Linked DNA regions of Homo sapiens: region 1 is linked to region 2. The links are chromatin loops, found by intact Hi-C in ENCODE. Cell type or tissue: heart right ventricle. All regions are shown on one strand. Each heading gives the region's core, and the rest is flanking DNA. Links, peaks and the distances in the headings are about the cores only. Region 1 overlaps LOC102724945 (a long non-coding RNA gene). Region 2 overlaps EGLN3-AS1 (EGLN3 antisense RNA 1).

What was found. Hi-C counts contacts between places; a loop is a spot of excess contacts. Peaks named below come from ENCODE experiments on the same cell type or tissue, not always from the same donor. Only the 100,000 strongest peaks of a DNase experiment are listed, where the experiment ranks them.
Region 1: a loop joins it to region 2, with 2.2 times the contacts of the local background. A loop is called at or near these places in 5 of 110 quality-filtered maps.

What each region holds. Positions count from the first base shown.
Region 1 is chr14:34,127,373-34,130,278 of GRCh38, forward strand. The region is part of intron 2 of LOC102724945 (a long non-coding RNA gene); the gene reads right to left. Among named protein-coding and RNA genes, the nearest start is that of EGLN3-AS1, 89 kb to the left of the region's middle. In heart right ventricle, for the core only: no CTCF peak of the experiment used is centred there; a DNase peak (open chromatin) is centred at 1,449; H3K27ac peaks cover 1,246 bases.
Region 2 is chr14:34,058,819-34,061,724 of GRCh38, forward strand. EGLN3-AS1 (EGLN3 antisense RNA 1) reads left to right here. Exons shown (of 3, transcript NR_184209.1): 3 at 314-2,906. The region is part of intron 5 of LOC102724945 (a long non-coding RNA gene); the gene reads right to left. Among named protein-coding and RNA genes, the nearest start is that of EGLN3-AS1, 20 kb to the left of the region's middle. RefSeq lists an enhancer at 999-1,500 and a silencer at 1,399-1,758. In heart right ventricle, for the core only: CTCF peaks have their summits at 1,548 (motif pointing right) and 1,748; a DNase peak (open chromatin) is centred at 1,623; H3K4me3 peaks cover 1,498 bases; H3K27ac peaks cover 2,342 bases.

The sequences.
Region 1 (2,906 bases), core at 229-2,728, 69 kb after region 2:
TAAGGTCAGGAGTTCAAGACCAGTCTGGCCAACGTGGTGAAACCCCATCTCTACTAAAAATACAAAAATTAGCCAGGCGTGGTGGTGGGTGCCTGTAATTCCAACTACTTGGGAGGCTGAGGCAGGAGAATCATTTGAACCCGGGAGGCGGTGGTTGCAGTGAGCCAAGATCACGCCACTGTACTCCAGCCTGGGTGACAGAGCCAGACTCCATCTCACCAAAAAAAAAAAAAAAAAAAAAAAAAAAAAAAAAAAAAGGCATAAGAAGTGAATGGCACCGTAGCCCAGCTCCATTCCACATGCACCCTTCTACAGAGGCATTTTGCTAGTGACCCAAGGTCAAACTGGTTGGGCATGATGAGCTGATGGTGTGTGCTGTGCCTGGGCCAGTCCTTTCTCTGTACATCTGTGATGTTTTCTTTTCACTAGGAGTCTCAAAAATGCTACAACATGAAGGAAATGGTGCAGTCACCTCTCACTGGGTGCTAATATGTTCCTGGTGCTTTGTACACACTGTCCCCCTGGGACCTCACAGAAGGCTTGCAAAGTAGTTACTCTCAGTTTACAAAGTTCAGAGAATTTAGGTGAATTATCCAACACTCTGCAGCTACATATAGCATGCCTGGATTCAAAGCTAAGCCCATCTCTCATCAAGGCTGGTGCACTTTCGACTAGCTCACTGAAACTCCTGGCTGAGGAACATGATGGGGAAAATGAAAATAAATAAAAAATAACTGTCTTAGAGCATTGCACGAAATCAACTTTCTAATAGAGTCTATTTTCTCAAGGAAAGTATACAGGGAGGAAGAGGTGGATGGGTAGATGGATGGATGGAGATAGAGAGAGAGAGAGAGAAAGAGAGAGAGAGAGAGATGGATGCTGTAGATACTCTCCGGCACATCTTATACCTGCTTTAAATATCTGAAGCTACGTTGTCCTATGTTTTCAGAGCCATTGATCAATGCCAGGATGAGCCCAGGACAGGGCCCTGGGAAATGGCAGCCAAGAAGTGAGAGAAAAGCAAGAGAGAGGTGCCCCAAGCACCAAGAGCAGAGAGGAGATCCTATTGCTTTCCCTACCAACATCCCCAGTCTATTTAACAGATTGCTTTTAGATTTTTATTTTCTTGTAGTGATTTAAACACTTTAAATATTTGTATTTGGAGATAAAGGAAGAATTCCAAAGGTTTTGCATAAAATAACCATCATGAACCTGTTTTTCATTTTTTCTAAAGCCTGTCCTGGGCTACAGGGGTGAAGACACTTGGCCACTGAGGCTCAGGCAGGTCCTTTTCCGTGCTGCTTGCAGGAAGGAGATGGCAGCCCCACATGGTAGAGGCCCTCAGCTCCTTTGCTTCCTTGGCTACCAGAGCCTATTTCCAGCTTCACCTCACAGCCATGTGTGAACACGGCCCCGATGCCTGGAACAATCTCTGCGCCCACATTTGCGTGCCAAGGTGTGTGTACGTGAGGCCCTGCTCAGGCTGCGATGAAAATGCGAAGCACCTACTATTTTCAGCCTGAGCAGCTGCCAGGGCTTCTCAGCCAAGTTGGTGGAGGCAGCTCTCCACGCCCAAGCTGCCTGGTGTGAAACATGAAGAAAGCATCTGGGGTGGTCAAAACCTTCAAGCTTTCTGGAAACATGAGTTTCCAACACTCCACTTCAGTGTTATCCCTACAGAAACAGATACCTTTCCTTTTTACCAAAGCTCCTTGGAAGGAGCCACAATGGTAGTTTTATCTTCCACAGGTTTCTCTGAAGTACAGTGTGATGGAGGGACAGGGGTTGGCCTCTCCCCACCCCAGGCTCCCAAAGCATATACAGATTCAGGATGCTACAGGGAGAAATCGGAATGCTGTGTATGATGGGTACTAGCTCAGAGTCCCAGCCTAGGCAACAACTGACTCCCAGAGCAGGACTTGGGGGAGCCATTCTGTTCCCTCCCAACCCCAATTTTAAGATATGGCTCAAGTCACTGAAGGACCAGGATTTCATTTCCCTTTGTCCTAAAATGACTCCAAAAGAAAGAGTGAAAGTCATTGAGTTCAAAGAGGCCCCTTGGAAACAGGTGTGGACTATGAGGAATAGGCCAATGGGGTCCCTGGCTGGCCCTCTGAATAGGATACCCACCTAAAAGGCTTTGCCTGGGTCCTGTGGGTCCAGCCCACACCTGCGGGGAGATGGAAGGTCGTGTACTTCCCGTAAAAGGATGTGAAGCACAGTGCTTTAGCAAGGGATGGTCCAAGCCAAGACATGACGTGCCTGGAGAAACAACCGAAGTTCCACCCCTAAACCAAAGATAAGTTATGCTACTTCCGCCAGTGCCCTCCTCCCAGCAGAAACCTGTTAGTTTGACAAAACAGAAACCCAGTCCAGGCCAAGGCCAACCTAGCTGCCTGTAAATGGGAAAGGAATCTATGGGTGGGGAAGGGAGGTGGCAGAGGGTTCATTTCAGGCTCCCATGAAAGAGAAAGCTGGTCTTTAGTGCCTTGGCCACCATTTCCACGCTGCCCTCAGCACATTCTGTTGCCCTAGCCTAGCCATTACAATTGCCCAGTGGCCTTTCTTGGGCTACAGATCTTTGCTTTGTTCAACTGAGGAAAGCAGAGACATTCAGTAACACAGAAAGTAACCCGACAGAGCTGGCTCAGAGCCTGGATCTGCTGACTTCTAGCCCCATGGTCTTCCCCAACAGAATGTAGATGACCCACCCTGTCTCTTCAGTCACAAAGGGCTCTATTGACAAAAATATCCCCAGGACCTCTGCGACGGCACTCAGTAATGTAATCATTTCTCTGAGTTGACTGAGATTCCAACTTCAAGGACACGTGACGAGGTGATGGCCAGTCACCTGACTGGTGATCCTTTCCTCTTTCTTTAGGAGTGAAATACAGGGGAGAGAGCAC
Region 2 (2,906 bases), core at 184-2,683:
TCGAAAGAAATATACCTCAAATGCTAACATTTTATTGGTGTATGAATGTTGTATTACGGGATTTTTTTTTTCTTCTTTATATTTTAGTGTATTCACTTTTATGAGAGTTTGTATTAATTTTATAATCTAGAAAGAATTTGGCAAACATCCCCTCTGAAAAAAAAAATCAGAACAAAAACTACCCCCAAATAGGGAAAACTCTACAAATGGCTTAACTGTGTATACAGTCAAGATCCTATAACCTAGGTCTCTGTATCTAAAGGCAGAATTTACGTGTGAATTAATCTCATTTTTGTTTCTGCTGACTCCATAGAAACTGTGCTCTCCATGGCTTCCTCAAGATGAGCAAACAAGAGTGATACAGATTTTTCTGAGATGGACAGTGCCTCTCACTGACCCCGCCCCCAGTATCCTACGACCAAGGAAAAGAATCTCATGTGTCATTTCTGTGGGCCACGGTAGTTAAGGAAACTCCATGTATTTTCATCTGGAGCCTCACAGCAACCCTGACAAGTGGCTAAGTGGGGACAATGTGAAGCTCGGCTGCCCTTCCCCAAGGCCCTGGTCTTGACAGTCCTCAGGGGCTGGAGGCCCCCCTCATCCATGTCCCCACAAGATTTCTGTCCATGGCACCCAAGGACCCACTCAAATGGTCTTGAATGGACCTGAGGAAGACTGGCGAGTTATTGGTTTTATAAGCACAGTTGTGTCCGTTTACATCTACCAGAAGGTACAGGGATATGGCGAGAGTGAGAAGACGTGACACCTGTTAATACAAACTCTCCCCTTTAACTTGTCTTTCCAGAGAACACAGAATGGGAGACACCGCTAAAACAGGCCACGTTAGCACTAGAACTGATAAACTGAGAGCTAGGTTCTAGATAGAAAAGTTACGATGAAACATCCTCATCATTGTCAACAGATGAATATCTAAACCTCAGCTTTGATGTCCTCTGCCAAATGGATTGGATGATGCCTGCCCTTGCCACTCCACGGGGTCTTTGGGGATGAACTGAGCTACAATGGCGAGGGAGCGGGTGGGATACTAACTGGCCCTTCCCCTAGATAGGAGGCCATCAAGTGCAGAGCCAGAGACCGGCCCTGGGCCTCCGCAGGCTCCCCCGGAGCCAAAGAGAGGCCAAACCGAAGCGCCCTGCCCAAGGCCGCCCTAACGCGACTCTGGCCGCTCCTGCCTAGCAGATACCGGCTGGTGCCCTCGCTTCGGATGCAAGATCCCAGCTCTGCTGCAGCTTTCGAGCCGGAGGGACAATCGAAATGATCAAAAATGCCCGGCGGGCAGCCTTGGCGAGCGCGCGGCGGGGCGCGGGGTGAAGTCTCGCCAGGGCGCGCCGCGGCGGACACCGAGCCACACGCACTGTGCCTGCGCCCGCGGCCGCCCCGAAGGTAGTCGGTAACTGCGGCGGGCGGCGGCCGGGGCTGGACAGCCAGCCCCGCCCGGCAGGCTCGCAGCTCACGTAGCGCTAGCGTGAGTCAGCGCGTTCCAGCGCAGCCCCGGGCCGAGGGAGGGCTCCCGCGCGCAGCGCCAGCAGCCCGCACGTACCGGCCCCGGGAGGGGGCGCCTAGGTGGTTCCACTCGCGGGTGCCCTGTGCCCTGCAGTGTCCCCACGCCCCAGGTTGTCCCCCTCGAAAGCCACGTGGGCGTGGGGCTCGCCTTCCCTGGGCGGAGTCCCCATCGGTGCCTGCCCGCCCGGAAGTAGGGGCGCGAGGGTGACGGGCAAGACCGAGCCCGGCCCGTGATTCTTCCTCAGCCGGAGCTCGACCTTCTCCTTGTCCCTTGCGTTTCCTTTCTTTGAACCACACACTCGCTCGCTCACGTTTGTCCCGACTAAGTTGCCCCCGGCCCCCGCAGCTGTCATGAAGATAGATGGAGAGGTAGCTGCGAGAGCCCAGCCTCGGCGGGTGGTGCCCAGGGCGGACTGGGGAGACTAAAGACAGTAAAGGGCGGGTGGGACTCGAGTCCTCTATCCACCTAATCTCACATGCAGTGGGACTTATCATTCCAGTCGGTCTGCATTTCCTCAAATCTGCACCTGTTTAGTTACGACAACCAGCTTTATAAAAGGAAGCGGCCTACGTGCCTGACAGCTGAATGACGGAATTAGAAGTCATTCTCTACTAAATGTGTGAACATAGCAGGACCTCCGCTTAAGTTCTAGACCTACAGGGTTGCAAGTCTGGGCCTCCTGGGGGCAGGAAAAAATTCCAAGTCCTCCTTTGCCCCTCGGTAAAATGTTCTTTCACAAATTAGAGCCAACGGCACATCTGTGATGTGCCTATGTCACTTTTTCAAAGCCTTGCTCAGGGGTTGGAATGTCGTGGAGAGGGAGACGAGGTGGGTGCTTATGAAGGGAAAGAGATACATGGGGAAGGGGGAGAGGAAACGTTGATTAGGAAAGGAGCTTGCAGTCATGAGTAAAGTGACTGACAGAACGTTATTGAGCCTGTCATGGAGATCAGGCACTATTTGGGCACCAGTGACGCAAAATAAGTGGCTCCCCGTGGTCCCTGCTCTCAGGGTTACAGATGAGTGGGAGATATTAACTAAGTAGACAGTGAAACATGAGGAAGACTTAGTATGACGGTTCAGCACCCAGACTTGGGAACCAGGCTGTGCAGGTTCTGATGCTGGCTCTGCAATTTACAGACCGTGTGATCTTAGCCAAGTGAGTACCCCCATCTGTCCTCACCTTCTTGTTTTGGAAAATAAAAATGGTGAAAACGACTTACTTTTTAGGACATTTCAGAGGTCTAAATACATTAATACAAGCAGAGCACTGGAATTCAGTAGGCACCGAATAAATCTTGTTAATAGAATAAATGGAGGAGATACAGGCAGGGGCTGCCAAGCACAGCAGAGCAGGCTGTATGCTGTACAACTCCAGAAG